2 separate regions of the Homo sapiens genome follow, and region 1 is linked to region 2. A link is an interaction called in ENCODE POLR2A ChIA-PET data of the cell type or tissue named here. Cell type or tissue: CD4-positive, alpha-beta T cell. All regions are shown on one strand. Links, peaks and the distances in the headings refer to the core of each region. The heading gives the core; the rest is flanking DNA.

Region 1 (8,358 bases), core at 213-8,212, 360 kb after region 2:
GACTTTAAGGCAAAAGAGGTTTTATGTTATAAATATTTTATTGTAATAATTATTATAAATAGAACCTAGTGTATGCAGATATCTTTGAAATGGAGATAGTCTTGAATATAGCATATCCATAATTAGCTGTTTGATATTGAATGCAATTGAGTTTTCCTGTTCTAGTGAAACAGACAATGGAAATCATTGGGGATTAACAACAAGGCTATGTGATTCTTGATATAGCAAGCCTTTCTTTCCCCCAGAAAATATTTTATCAATGAATGAAGTACTAAATTAAGATGCATACAGTTTTAAATTTTTAAAAAATCTATAGAATTTGTAAAATAATCCAAATGCTTCCCATTGTATTTTCACCAACTGAAATGATACTTAGATGTACTGTTTAATGGTAGACAGTGATCTCCAGACTGTGGGAGGAAAAAACAATATTTTAATAACTATGTTTTAAAAATTTTCTTAGAGTTGCATTTCCCTTTGGGTGGTTCAAGAGGACTCAGAAACAATTTAGAACATTATCTTAAAAGTTTAACAATGACAGTTTGTATAGAATCACTGTATTTTAATAATACTGTATGCTTATTAGTGTTATTAGAGCAGTAGACAGTTAATTACAGCCTTTTCTGAGACATGTTAACTATATATTAACAACCATGTTAAAAAAGAATGATGTATACTCTTAACATACAAGCGGCTGCTTGCTTGATTCTTTAAAAAAAATCTTTTAGAATGTATGGAGTCAGGGTTTTGGTTCAGAATTATGAAAGGTTTTCTACTAAAGCAACTTAATTTTAAAACTTTTCACTGGGTTATAAAATTTTTCTCCTGTTTTTTTTTCTTTCCAGTGTCATTAGAAATTATTGCTCCTCAGTGGTTTTAGTTTTTCCAAATTGTATTTTGAGATACCCATGTTTTCTTGTTTTTTGATGACTTCGGCCAACATAATCCATTAAAAGCTTATTTAATTGATTTTGCTCCTCTTAATACTTCTTTTTGTGGAATAATTTTAGTCACTTTTTCTTTAGCCAAATTGTGATTACTTAAAACTCTATATAACCTAATATTCTACATACATTTCAGCAGTTAATCACAGAGGTAGTTCTAAGATTATTTCATTGTCTAAATCTCAAACCTGGATTTTCACTATGGCTTCTAGAATGGCAAAACAATGGGTTACTGAAACTAGAGGGATTTAAAGCTGGACTTAGGCTTACTTAGACAATTCTATCAAATTGGTTAACTATTTGAGTTATCTTGGTTGATTTGAATTTGTAGATCTTGTAACCTCGTAATATGGCTCTTAAAAACGCACTAGTATTCCCACTTTCTGAAGTTTGTAGAAGCTGCTATATATTTCTGTAAGTATTAAACTACAAAAAAGTAAGTAAGTAATAAGGTATGTCTGTGTTATATAAAACAGAAAGTTCATAGTTAGCATTCTGTGCCTTGTACGTATTGAGCACTCATTAAAGAATTGCTAAATTAATGATAAAATATAAAATGTAGCTTGTGCCGATAAAGATTTATTGGCAAAGAGAATTTTCTTTCTAATTTTCTGTTTTTACTAGGGTTATCTGAACACTTAATCTGCACATGCCTCATTTTCTGGATAATTGGATGATTTTTTTTTTTTTTTTTTTGGTAGCACCTGGGTCTCTGTTCTATCCTCATTGTCTGACCTTCAGTATTAGGTTAAGTGTGCCTGCTCAGCTTCATTCTTTGGTGTTTGGTTGTGGTAACAAACAATACCGGAGTCAAACAGAGCACTCCCCTGAGTTCCTTGCAATTTGAGCCACCAAGTAGCCATCCTTCTGATATTCCAGAACCAAAAATATTATGGACTAGTGCCTCAAGGCTGATTGACCTTCTATGCGTTCTTTCCTACAATAATGATTGTTTTTCAGGCTCCCATTGAATAAATACTACTGTAATTATTGCATAAAAAGATATTTTTCATTGCAGCTTAAATACATTGTTTGAAAAGTACTCTAAGATTTGGAGTGTTTGTATATGAATATTTTACTCCATTCCTTAAAACTAATTCTGAAATTGCAGTAGGGTTGTGTTAGCTGCATCCAAAATATTCTGAAAAGTTCTAGGCATTCTATGAAAGTTATCTAAAAAAGACACTTCCTTTTAAAATTTATTTTCATTTTAAAATATGAGTGGGGCTGCTTGTAAGACAGTCCTATTTAGTTACACAAAAGACAGAATTTCTTAAGTGGTGCACTGCTGTGTGACCTATTACATTATCATGCACATTCTGTCTCTTTAAAAACACAGTCTCCTCTATTTGCCCTATTAATTGTTGATATGTTGCCATCCACGAGACAAAAATTAGAGCTGTAATTAAATAATCATGTGATGCTCCTTAGTGCCAATGAGAGCAAACTCATTTTTCCAGGCCCTGATGGTCACTGATTATTGTATTACTACTGGCTTGCTTTATTTTTTTTTAATGATTCTCTATCTGTAGATTACCTAACTACTGTCCTTCTTTTCAAAATTAAAGAAAGTAGAAAACATTCAGCCAGTTAATTGGCTAGAGGTCCTCAGGGACATAAGGTAGACATACCTTTTTTGCTTTTGGTCACCTGGTGGGTTCTTTGGGGAGGCTACATCAGTGGTGTGGTTGCCTGCCATTTAATTTACACTGGTGTTTTGGCTGGGATGGAGGCATATGGGGAATGCCAGGAGAATTACAAAAGGAGCCGGGTATTAAAATTCAGAAATGATTAAAATTGAAATAAAAGGATGCTGCTTCTTTGCCAGTACTCTGGCAGTCATAATGACACATAGAGATTAGTTTCCACCTTCATCTTTTCCTTCTTTCTCATTTCCTCTTGTTTATTGTTGACACATTTTCCTTATGTCTGTCTCCTGTCTCTGTATCTTTTTGCACCATTATGCATTCCTACTTCTCCCTCTTTCTTTAAGCATGGAGAAGCCTACTTAACCTTATTATAACAATAACAGAATAGGTTATTAATATTTAATATGCACATGATTAAAATTTCTCTCCCTTAAACATAGGTCAGCTGTATTATTACTAACCGGCATGTAATTTTTCATTTAAAATATTGGTATTCTGCCCCATGCCGTTTCTGAAATGCAGTCTACTTTAGTAGTGATTTAATACACAACGTTTAGAAAATTGTGGTCGGCTAGTGAGAAAAGAATTTACCAGTCATGGATAATCAATTATGCATGAATTCAGATGTAACAGATGGAATCTGGTGAGTTAAAGTTTCTCTTTGCCTTAGCGGTTATTTTTTTTTTTTATTTGTTTGTTTGACACCTGTCTCTTATATAGAGATAAACATCTAACGTAGCATGTGAGAAATTTCCTTATATTTATATTTTCTCTTTCAAGTGAACTTAATTTTTTTAATTGAAGAAAGAGATTTTTTATGTGATCTTAAAGATGATCAGACTCTATCCATTCATTTTATAGATACGGAACCTGATCCTGCTTAACTAATGAAGGATCACTCAGCTAGTGAGTAGAGTAAGAAGCAAGACCCAAATCTAGTTTCTCTATCTTTTCTCCACTACTTTTCCCACTATGTGACTTATGTTCCTTTTTGTGGGAGTTACTTAATAGTAGGGGTATTATACTACCTCTGAGTTTTAAAGGCTTTCTGATGAAAACTGTGGTAGACTAGTTTTAAATTGTGGAATACTCTCTTGTATAACATGCAAATATTATCTGTGTACATATAAAAATGTTATGCTATGTGTATATTTTATATATATATATATACTTATTCTTACTTGGATGTTGGCCAAACAATTGGATTTTTCAAATCTATTGAGAATGCCACAAGATTTGGTTTTACATCCTAAACTGCGGCATATGCCAGCCTTGAAGATACATTTACACTTGGTTGCAGTGTTGTAAATTTTTAGTGACAAAACCCCTTTGCACAAAGCGAAATAAAAAGTTATTTTTGAGAGCCTTGTTACCTCAAAGAAGAGATGAGAGGTTAATTTTTATTAAATATAATGTGAATATGTAGTGTTTCTTCAACTGTAAAAGTAATAGAAGAATAGTGGATATTGACCTTTAAAGCAGTCTAGCCTTAAAACAGAAAGCTGGTTTCCATCAAAATTTTTCATAAATGTGCTATTTGTTTCTCTCTCAAGTGTATTTATGTATTAAATAACACAAATGAAAAGTCTTTGCAAAATAAATAAAAATAAATGATTAAAAAACAGCCTCAAGGCTCTCTAGTTCTTTTTTAAAGTTCTACTGTGGCATTATTTATCAACTTTTTCCTTCATGTTGGCTCAAAATGTCCATGTATAGTCCATGCTAGTTATCTAATAAATTTTTAAATGAACACATTAATAAAGAAAAAGGCACCTACAAGATAGGTAACTGGATATGCCTTAAGCATAGCTATACTGTGAAGCTGTCTTTTAGTATTTTATTTAATGCTTTTACACATAATAAATATATGTTTGTAAGTTGGTTTCACTTTATTAGCATTCCTTAATTATGCGTATAAGAAAAAAATACAGATACGAACTTCAATAAAATGATTTATACATGAATTTCCAAATCATTAAAAACTCCATCATTAATACAAGTTTTTAATATAAAATCCATAGGAATAGATGATATGAAAACTGAATGTGGAACAGTACAGGAAAAGATGATATTTCAAATTATTATATGTAGATATACTTTCATCCTTATTACTAGCACTAAAAAAGTAACTGAGCTGATTAAATTTGAAAGCGTTTTTTTAAACAAAATTTTCTTTTATTAAAAAAATAGAATCTAAAGTCTTTTTATGTAGACAATTTGCAAATTAGTACTTTATACAGTTGTTACAATTGCAGCTGTTCTGCATATATGAGCGTGACACTCAAAGTACTGTGTAACAGAGAAAATCTATTTCATGCATATAGTTAATTTTTACTGTTTTGAAAAACATTCCAAAAGAATTTTTTGGACTTAAGGAACTCCTGTTTGTTTTTGTCTATGCGCCTTTCTCTTTTTTTGGCTAAGATATTGTATTGAATAAAACCTTAAAAGAGAACCATTTTCTTACATTGAAGGAACCTCAAAGTGAGTGGGATCTTGGTCTCTAATTACCAATCCATGTTAATTATCCTTGGGTCAGGTATTCATCATATTAATTGTGTAGCATAGACTGGACTGTAGCTGTTAGCAGGTAAGGACAAAGCAATGTAAGATTGGGGTGGGGATGGGATTGTTCAATGTGATGTAGCTCATTGTTTCTCTGAGGCTTGGCATGATATTTTCCTGGTATTATATATCTGCCAATACTAGGCATACATGAAAGATTGTTTTGCTTTTGTTTTTTTTTTTTTGAAAATGTTTATATGGTAAAATATGTGTTAAAAAATACGCCATTTTGACTGTTTCTAGGTGTACAATTCAGTGACATTAATTACATACACACTGTTGTGCAACCATCACCACAGTTTGTTTCCAACTCTTTTTCTATCAGCCCAAATACAATGTGCTTTAGTTTTGAATTTAATTTCTCCTTCACTTCAACAAATTTCAAGTGTTACAGTAGTATTTAATTATTGTCCAGGTGTGAAGCATTTGTTTCTGATGGTGGCTTTCCTTCCAACGGACAATGCCTCGTCCAGTGCCTTATGGTGGTGGGCATAGCAGTACAATATCAGATATTGCCTTTGGCTGATGTTGCCACAAAAATGACCTGGACAAGGATTCAGGACCATTGTTATCGCGAATTCTTTCTCCCTCCAATTAAGCTAGGAAAGATTAGAAATAACATTCATATCAACTAAGGAAATTTGGTTGATATGTACATCTTGGTTAAAAGTTGATTGGGAACAGTTGCTGTTCGATTTCACCGGAATTAAAAATTGGAGGATTTTACCTCGAGCTTTCTGAGAATATTAAAGGCACAGCAACTAGGTCTAGGATGCTTTGCAGTTGGCTCCTTGACATGGACAGTCTAAATACTTTGGTTCTGTTCAAGTGCAGTGACAGTCTGGAAATAAGTTGAACAGTTTTCAGCCCTTCAAAGAGAAGCCCACTCAAGGTTGAACAGTTGTCTGAGAGAAAAATCATGTTATATTGAAAAAAGAATTAGAGGAAACTTGGATGGTTCTGGCTCCAGTAAATAATAGACTGGTTTGAGAACTGTACTTCCATGTATAATTTTGTGGTTAGTCACTTAATGTCTATCATGATAAATAACATACCTGCACAGGATTTCTGGCACCCCAGTAAATCTCAAACAAGTGCCCAAATGCTAGTTTATTATGGTTCCTCAAATAGCATGTATTTATTTGCCAAATCAATGATCCAGTAGCTTCCTGCCCCCACTTTTATTGCCTTTTTAGAAATTTGAAACAAGTAGCTTGCCCACATATACATTTCTCAAATTTTGGTCTACTGCTGGTTCATACAACAGGTTAGCTTTTCCAAGTGACTCCAGGAGTGAGTTAAAAACCACCTCAGAGATGTCCTGAGTATTTGATTCTCTGTCTCTAAAACATCACCTAACCTGGTAGATGCCAAACCTGGCTGTATATGAGAATCACCTTGAGAGCTTTAAAAAACTGAATGTCTTCTCCTCATCCTCAGCCATTCTGATTTAATTGCAGTGGGGTTCAGCCTGGACATCTGGATTGTGATCTCAGTACCTGGTTTTACGTCCTAAGACTGTCAAAGGGAATGCAGAAATATATACATGAGTAAACCTTCAAGATGCTTAGAGTCTTGCAGTTTGGAGAGGCAGACATATAGATAGATATGAAATGTCACATTGCATTCAGGCAGTGTGATGGAGCATGGAGAAGGAAATAACTAACAACTGGAGAAGGCTTCGGACTGACAAGGGGAAATCAAGCTGCACGTTAAAGAAGATAGCAGAAAGGAGGTCCTCAAGTGAGAAGGGACATGAAGGGCACTCCACGAGCTACAGGAAAAAAATGAGGCATCTTTGTGGACTCTAGGGCAATTTCAAGAATCCTTCCTTCTTCTTACTCGATTTTGGATCTGGGTCCAGATAAAGGTACCAATTTTGGTGGAATTATTACCACCGTGCCCTGTCAAATAAGTGATCCATACTGACATCCATGGAAGGAAAGGTAGCTAAAAGATTTTTTTCCAATGAAGTTCCCAATGAAACAGTATTGTTTCTGAGTAAAAGGCCCAGATATCCTGTCGGTTTCCAGAAGCCAGCTGCAATGGCTGCTCGTTTTCCCTCTCCAGATCTCCCAAAACAAACATAAACATTGGGTTTTTTCCCCCTCAACTATAATGACCTTTGTCTATTAAAACTGTATCATGAATTACCACTCTGTATTTACATCTATGCCAAGTAATTAGGGAAATAACTTTTGATCGCTATCATTCTAGCTAAAACTGAAACTCAACTTCTTAGGGGAAGAAAACAAAACCAAAAAATCCTTAAACCCTATATTTAGAGTTCATTATCATCACTCCTTTAACTCGCCTGCAACATTTTGAAGCTTTTTGCCATTATTCTCTGCAGTGCATCATTATTTGTTATCTGGATGCCCTCCCAGTTCGAGTAGGTATCTACATTAATGCTTCCAGAGAGGCATTTCTAAGGGTAGCTATGCTTATATAATATAGGTACAGGGGTAAGGGTGGGAATGACTGTGATTTTTAACTTCACCTATGAGATACTTAAATGTTCACGGAAAGCAGCTTTTGGAGTAAACACATTACTTAAAATGTATTACAGAACCCTTTCAAGTACAGACATGTCTAGAAAGTTCTTAAATTTGTATTTAGCAGTATACAGGTATCATTTCCTGCAACTTTACAGATCTACAGGCTAATTCTAAAATGGAAAATTATCTTGACTCAGATGTCATTGGAATGTCTGAAAGCCATTTAGCACCTCTAAGACTCCTCCTGGCCAGGTCTTGGATTCCCTTAGTTGTCTTTTAAAGGAGTTCTCTAGGGTAAGCACTGTCCAATGGAACTTTCTGCAGTGAGGAAGTGTTCTGTAATCTACACTGTCCGCTATTAGAGTATTAGTCACATGGGGCTATTGAGCACCTGAAATGTGAATGAGGAATTAAATCATAAATTTCATTTAAATTAATTCAAATTTAAATGATATAGCCACCTTCTTCAATGTTCCCTCTTCCTACAATCACTTTAAAAAACTGTCAATGCAATTTGTAGTGGAAATTGGTTGCAAGTGACACTGTGAGCTTTTGTTCCCATTTATTCATTTATAATATAAATATTACAAGGACACTGTATAAATTCCTAGTAATATGGCAGTGAGCAAGACACCCAGTCTCTGCTCTCATAGGGCTTACAGTCTAGTAAGGGAGACATGTATTAAGCCAGTAATTACCCAA
Region 2 (8,358 bases), core at 311-8,310:
AGGTCAATCACTCACCCCTCCTTAGTGGTTGGCCTCCTACCTAATGTTATGGACCAAAGCTGAGCCCCAGCAATGGATGAAGTCAGAAATTGGAAGAAAAGGCATGGTCTTGGCTCCTATGTAATGGATTAAGCAGAAGCAAAATGCCAACTGTAATTAAAAATATATCTTGATCCTCAGTTGATATTTAGCATCTTGTCCATTAGCTTACTGGCTTGAGAGTTCACAGCCTTTGTGGTCATACCATTTGAGGGTTTTGATTTGGGCATTGTGGTAAACTACAAGCATTTGTCGGCACTCACTGGGGCTAATAATAGAAAAAATCTAAAAAGTTATGTTGTATTAGATATTTTTGTTTTGGTGTGTTTTTCCATGGGCGTAACAGAACCACTGCCTTTCTCATTAACAACAAAAAAATATGCTGTGCTGATATCCCATTAGCCAAACATGGAACAAGTTGCTTAGCTAGTTTTAGCACTAGGATGATCTCTAAATAGAAGCCAAGTATTTCATTCTAAAAACAAATATCACCTACTACGTGCCAGGCATTGGTGATACAAGGTTATATAATACAAAATTCCAAAAGCATTCCTTTGACTGGCTGTTTGTTAGTTTTTATGCTAAGAAAATGATTAAATCCTCCTAGTCGGCTTAAATAAATCATTTGTTTAATGATTCAGTCATTGAAGAAACACTTGTAGACCACCTACCATGAGAAAAATGTTTTAGAAGCTCATTCAGGGATCTTCTCCAGCTAAAATCTATGAGCTAAAATGACAGACAAGAAATGCACGCATCCAGACAAAGCTCTGGAATGGTTATTCTGCTCTGAAGGCCCAGTGAAATAGACTGTCCTTTGTTCATGTTGGGGTGGGGGGTTTTGGATCATGTGTCTGCTGCAGTGATCTTCTCAAGATCATTCTCTTCACAATTCCTTCCAGATTCTGTTGCCATGAGTTACACAAAAATGGGGACAGGTACTCTCTATCCCACTTACGGCACCTTTGTCACCTGGCTGCTAAGGTAGGATTTCAAATGCCTTGAATTTCCCAAGTTTTTCCATCAATATAATCTTTTCAGGTGTAGCCTGCATCTCTTACCTCTGTAGAGACACACTGCCAAATACGGTAGCTGTCGCATGTGGCAACTGAGCACTTGAAAGGTGGCTAGTCCAAATTGAGATGTACTGCAAGTGTAAAATACACACCAGATTTCAAAGGCTTAGCATGAAAAATTATGTAAAATATTCCATCTGTAATTTTTATATTGATTACCTATTGAAATGATAATGTTAGATACATTGGGGTAAACAAATTATTAAAATTAATTTCACCTGTTTCTTATTGGCTACTAAACACTTTTAAATTACATGTGTGGCTTGCATTAACATTCTGTTGGACATTCTTACTTTAGAATACCAGATCTAGACCCTAGGAGTGGCTGGTTGAATACATACGTTTTCAATTTTTTCTCTTCTTTTTGTCTCTATCCCAAACACTGGTGTTCTAGCATCCTCCTGCTCCAACTTCATGCAGGAATCTAATTTCTCCATGTTTATCAAGGAATTAAAACATGTCTGGGAGTGGGTCCCTTACCAACCTCTTAATACCTTCAGAGCTCATTAATGCTTAAGCAGAGCATCCTGTCGGACCTGGTGGGAGTAACATACTATATTAGTTTTCTGTAGCTGCTCTAATAAATAACTTAGTGGCTTGAACAAAAATAGTTTATTATCTTACAGTTCTGAGGTCAGAACGCTGACACAGGTCTCAGTAGACTAAAATCAAAGCTGTGTTTCTTTCTGTAGACTCTGGGTAAGATTCCTTTCCTTGTCTCTTTCAACTTCGAAAGGCAACCTGAATTCCTTGGCTTACAGTCCCTTCCTCCATCTTCAAAGCCAGCAAAAAGACATTGAGTCCTTCTCACATTATATCACTCTAGCTGCTGCTGCTGCCTCGCCTCTTCACCTTTTAAGGGCCCTTCTGATTACATTGGACCCACATGTTTAATCCAGGATAATCTCCCCTTCTCAAAATCTTTAACTTAAATCACAGTTGCAAAGTCCCTTTTACTACAGGTTTTCAGGATCAGAATGTAGATGTCTTTGGGGGACAGAAAGGACATTATTCTGCCTACCATATATACAAAGCTTCATTTAATCAACCTAAAATAAATGCATGTATTATTGAAAATTTAAAGAAGATTATCTTCAAGGGAATAGAAGAGCCTTGGCATCTGATGACCAAAAAGTGTCACCTCGGCATATGAGGTGAGGAGGACCTTATGAATGGTACAGATAAAATATAAGTTTGGAGGTCGGTGTTTCTGGAACCCTAATAATAGTAACTTCTGCTCCAGATGATTTATGAAAATGCGTCTTGTATGTGTAAGTGTTTTACACAGGGCTTAATCTTCATTCCCAGGAGACTTATTAATCAAGGTATCATTGTCTTACTAAGAATCTTTACAGCGGACTTTCAAGAAAATTCTAAATGAATCAAATAAGTTAGAAATTATATCTGGATTCCCATACTTGCCTTTCATCAACTTATTTGGTAACACCTCCTTTAATACCTCTAGATCAAGGTTTCTTAATGTTGGTACTATTAACATTTTGGGCCATATACTTCTTTGTTGTGGGGCTAGATTTGGGATGTTTAACACCATTCTTGGCCTCTACCCAGTAGATGCCAGTAATAGACACCTCCCACCCCAGAATTGTGACAATCAGAGATGTCTCCACACATTTCCAAATGTACCTTTGGGAAAGGGGATAAAATCATCCTCTGTCCAGAAACACTATTCTACATATATTAGGACACTCTAGTTGAAATGGCACTGATTCAGGTATCCCATTCCTTAAAGCCCTCAAAGAATAAAAGTGTAACATTTTATTTACATTTGACAGGAGTTTTTCAGAATGATTGTGTATATTAATCACTCTCCTTCCACAACAATCTAACTGGATCTCTCAGTATAAGAAGAAATCACATGTAGTAAAAAATGTGAGCTTTGGAGTCATAGAGACTTACTGTAGCCTTGGTTGACATTTCAGAACTTTAATTTTCTCATGAATGAATGTGAGTAATACATCTCCTTTTATAAAATGTCTAGCACAATACTCACTGGTCCCCGACAGCTGTTGCTTCCCTCTCCTCAACAACTACAGCCCCCTCACAACCCCACAAAAATCTGCTAAAATAAGAAAACTCAGAGCTCCTATAACATCGTGGACTAACTCAACGTGTGTGTGTGTGTGTGTGTGTGTGCGCGCGCACGCACACAGGCATATACACGCACAACAGCATGAAATCACTAAAATCAGAGGCACAAACTGCTCCACTCTGCTTGCGGCACAGCCTGGGTGTTCTGAGCCAAGTTTGATATTCTGACTTGACTGTGATGCACAGGCTTCGTGATGCAGCTACTCCAAAGCTGAGACTAATGGCTATTTTGGTTTATCCTGGAGTCCTTGAAGTTATATCACAGAATCCTAGAATTTTAGAACTGGAGTCACGCTTACAGATCATCTAGTCCAGGAGTTTTCAAACTGTGCATATTGGAATCCTTTAGCGTCTGCTCTGGTGGGAGGAAGTGAGGAGCTAGATCCAGCTCTGCATTCCCAACCTCTCTTCAACCGAAGTTAACACCACTTGGACCTGTTTTACAGACATGGCTCCTACAGAAAATGTGTGCGATAAAGGAGTTCTGCTGAATTTTTATGTTTGGTTTTCAAGCCGTTGATTTAGTTCAACCCCCTCATTTTGCAAAAATGAAAGTGACTTGACCTGTGTCCCTCAGTGAATTAACACCCTTTGCGCTTCAGCTTGCTGCTTTTCTAAGGGTCTCCGTTTTGAGAACCGAGCTGGCTTATGATCATTATCAGACGCTGCATCAACGGCTCTGCAATCAGCCAAGGGCATTGTGCTGAGAAGCCATCAATTATCCCGAGTAGTCAATGAGAGTTTGCTGTTGTAAAGGGACTCAATTGAAGATAATACATAAAAAATCAATTACATTATTATTTCTTAATTAGGGCACTTGACAATATAGCTTTCCTCAGCAAAGCCATCAGCGAATAACACATAAATACACATAAATAAAGGCTGCTTCTGTCCCACTGAGATCCTTGAGAAGTTCACAGTGACCTTTATTACCAAACATTTTCCAGACAAGAACGTTTGCATGTTTAAGAAAATTCACAAGCTGTTTTTCTCTGTTGGACAGAAAAATGAGTCAATCACAAGTGCCTGTAAAAATAATAATAATAATAATATGTTTGTATATTTTTAAAATATTATTTAATGTTAATATAATGCTTTCTAATTTACAAAGAGCTGTCCTCTCTTTGAGGCAGTGATGAGCTTGACTCTATACCTTGAAGGAAGCCAGTATGTCCTTAAGCCAACAACCAGCAAGGAGGTGCCTCATGATATGAGAACATTTTCATGAATCTCCATTTATCCCTGATCTTATCCCATTTTAACTTCTAAGTCAGGGCTTCATCTCTCATCTGTAGCCTTGAAAAAGCCCTTTGGACTTGGTATTGATTTTATTTGTTCATTCAACCTTTATTTGTTGAATGCCTGATTTATGTGACAGTCACTGTAGAAACGAAGATTGTGGGTGTACAGAGTTTATACTCCAATGGATAGGCAGTTATAATGCAGTGCAAACCTCAAAGCTCCACAGGAGTCTGAGGGCATTGAGTAGAGTATCTTACTCATGCTTAGAAAAGAAGAGAAGGCTTTTTAAAGTGAACTACCAGCTAAGCTGAGACTAGAATGATGAACAGGAGTTAACAAGATCAGGATAAAGTGAAATATCATGCGCAAAGGCCCAGGAGTAAAAGAAGCTATGGCATAATACCAGATCTAAAAGTAGATCAACATGAGTAGGACTCAAAATATGACTGGAAATGTTTATTAGAGCCCCATGTAGGAGTAGGGAAAGAAATAGAGCTGTGAGAAAAGGTGCTCTAGGAAAACAGTAAAGCAGAGCAGGAACTGAGAAAGTTGACTATCACTAGTCAAGTATGAGGGATAATGGTGAGCAATGAATATGGAATCAAGAACCAGACTATGGGGGACTTACAAAACATGTTAAAGAGTTTGTACTCTTCCAAGAGTAAATTCCATTCTAGTTCTGGCCCAAGAGAACTCATTCTCCACCCAGTATTCAGAATGCATTTTTTTGTTTTGTTTTGTTTTGTTTTTATCATTGACCCCCTATTCCATCTTAAAATACCAATGGCTTTCCTTCACACTTGAGATAAAATCTAAGCTCCTTACCATGGCCAAGCAGGTTCTACATGCTCTCATCCCTACTTACTTCTCTCACCTCCTCTCAAAACTGTCTCTCTCTTGCTTATGTTACTCCAGTCACATGAACCTTCTGTCCCACTAGCATGTTAAATCCCTTCCTGCCTCAGGGACTTCGCACTTGCTGCTCCCACTGTCTGAAATGCTTTTCCCCCAGATCTTAACATGGCTGGACTTAGCACAAATGTCATCTCAGAGAGGTATTCCACTATCACTCTACTCTCAGATTGCCTTCAGCTCAACCTCCTGTTGTGCCGTATCATATCTTCCTGTTATATTTTATTCATTGCTGTATTATTGTAATAGTTAGGGAAGGTTTGCTCACATTCCCTCACCACCCCCGCAATGTGGAATGACTCCAAGACAACGGAAGCCAAGATGGGTATTCCTTTCTGAAGGGTGAATTTTCTACTTGGAATAATGCAAAGACCCAGGGTACTTCCATGTGGTGCCTCTGTCCTTCTCTAAGGCTGCCATTCAACTGCTGGGAAAAGAAAGAGAAACTTTCCCTGGAAGTGGCACGCAATGTTCTCTCTTACTTTCCACTGGGGAGAATGAGTCCCATGACCACAAATTAACTACAAGGACATTACAGTATTTCTCTGTCTAGCCACTTCCCAGCAATATATAAAAAGAACAGATTTTAGTGGGCAGCCATCTCTGCTACAGTAGCATAATCACTATTTAAAATTACCCTGGTTATTTATCAGTTTGCTTAGTAGTACTAGTAGTAGTAGTAGTGGTAGTAGTAGTATTTTATCCTCCATCAAAAATTAAAGTGAGTTCCATGATGCCAGAAACTTTTTCTATCCATGGATACCATTATAGCCTCATTTCTTATAATGTGGCCTGGGAGAATAAATGATCAATAAATATTATTTTTAAATTATGTTTTTTTTGAGGCCAGTCTGGACAATATAGTAAGACCCTGTCTCAAAATGAATACATATATAAATATATCTATATATTATATATAATAATATATAGAATATAGATATATATACTGAATATATATTAATATTGATAATATATGTAGATATATATTATCTACATATCTATATTCTATATATAATCTATACATCTATATTCTATATATATTATAGATAATATGTATAATATATAAATATATCTCTTATATAATATATTTTTACATAATATATTATATATTATAATATAATATATTTTTACATAATATATTATATATTATAATATAATATATTTTTATATAATATATTATATATTATAATATAATATATTTTTATATAATATATTATATATTATATTATAATATATTTTTATATAATATATTATAATATATTATATTTTTATATAATATATTATATTATAATATATTTTTATATAATATATTATATTATAATATATTTTTATATAATATATTATATATTATAATATAATATATTTTTATATAATATATTATATATTATAATATAATATATTTTATATACAATGTTTATGTTATATATTTTATATACAATGTTTATGTTATATATTTTATATACAATGTTTATGTTATATATTTTATATACAATGTTTATATTATATATAAATATAAATATATATAAATATATATAATATATAAATATTATATATAATATTTATATAATATATATAAATATCTATAAATATTTATAATATAATATAAAATATAATATATATTTATATATAATATAATATATAAATATATTTAATATATAAATATATTTATAATATGTAAATAAATATATTTATTTATAGAATATACTTAATATATATTAAATATATAATATAATATAAATATATAATATATTATAAATATATATTATATATAATACATATTATATACTATATTATCAATATATAATATATTATATAATACATATTATATAATATATTATATATAATATATAATAATATAATTATTATATATAATATATAATAATATAATTATTATATATAATATATAATAATATAATTATTATATATAATACATAATATATATTTTATATATTATATATAATATATATAATATATAAAATACATATATAAGATAATATATTATATTATATATATTTATATATATATTTAACAAAAGTGTTGCTGTAATTAACTTTGGTTTTCATATGCAAATCCCACACTTTTTCCACCATGGTGGTTTCTCAGCTTTCCCGTAAATAGAAATCAAAGACATGGTTTTCTTGTGTAGAACTGAAGGTAAGGCTTAGAATTAGTCGTTTTTGAAATTTCATTTACCCAGCTCTGAAATTCTGTGTGCTCCTGATCCATTTTACAATGTAAGGAGGAGAAGGGAACTTGCTCCTGAGATGCTAGGGTAGCCTTGCATTAAATAGAACAATGATTTATATTCTTTGGTTTGACTTAGGGTTGGGACACATTTCAAATCTGAAATTGTCCTTAGTGCAGATCCTGATATCTTTAGGCAAGCAATCAGTTCTGTAGGGGTCTACTGCATCTCCTGGGGATGACAAGGAAACAGGACAGAAACAGACTTTGAGACAATGAAGGTCTTGCTGTTATTCAAGTTTGACTAAGGTGCAATATTTTTAATCAGCACAGCGATTGGACTGACTTTCTTGATGTAGCAACAATTTCAGGTTATTGTGTGGTATATTGAAAGATTCAATAAATATCTGTTTAATAAATATATTTAAAATATCAGTAATAATTAGAATGTGTAAGTATTTAAAAATGAAAAAAAGCTGACCAAGGGAGTTTCATTTCTTGTCTTTCTTTTGTTTTCTTTCTTTTTATCTTTTTATTTTAAGAGACAAGTTCTCACTCTGTCACCCAGGCTGGAGTACAGTAACACAATCACAGCTTGCTGCAGCTTCAACCTCCTGGGCTCAAGAAGTCCTCCCATCTCAGTAGCAGGAACTTCAAGTGTGTAACACTATGCCTGGCTAATTGTTTTTTGATTGTTTGTTTGTTTGTTTGTTTGTTTGTTTGTTATGTTATGAGAGACGGGGTGTCCCTATGTTGCCCAGTCTAGTCTTAAACTCAAAGGAGTTGTTAAATATGC

The links. Peaks named below come from ENCODE experiments on the same cell type or tissue, not always from the same donor. Only the 100,000 strongest peaks of a DNase experiment are listed, where the experiment ranks them.
Region 1: POLR2A ChIA-PET joins it to region 2 with 8 read pairs; 5 of 35 experiments call an interaction of 5 or more read pairs at or near these places.

What each region holds. Positions count from the first base shown.
Region 1 is chr3:18,429,789-18,438,146 of GRCh38, reverse strand. It overlaps a transcript of SATB1 not described here. Among named protein-coding and RNA genes, the nearest start is that of SATB1, 8.6 kb to the right of the region's middle. In CD4-positive, alpha-beta T cell, for the core only: no CTCF peak of the experiment used is centred there; no DNase peak of the experiment used is centred there; H3K4me3 peaks cover 5,878 bases; H3K27ac peaks cover 4,326 bases.
Region 2 is chr3:18,786,935-18,795,292 of GRCh38, reverse strand. No RefSeq gene overlaps it. Among named protein-coding and RNA genes, the nearest start is that of SATB1-AS1, 350 kb to the right of the region's middle. In CD4-positive, alpha-beta T cell, for the core only: no CTCF peak of the experiment used is centred there; no DNase peak of the experiment used is centred there; H3K4me3 peaks cover 416 bases.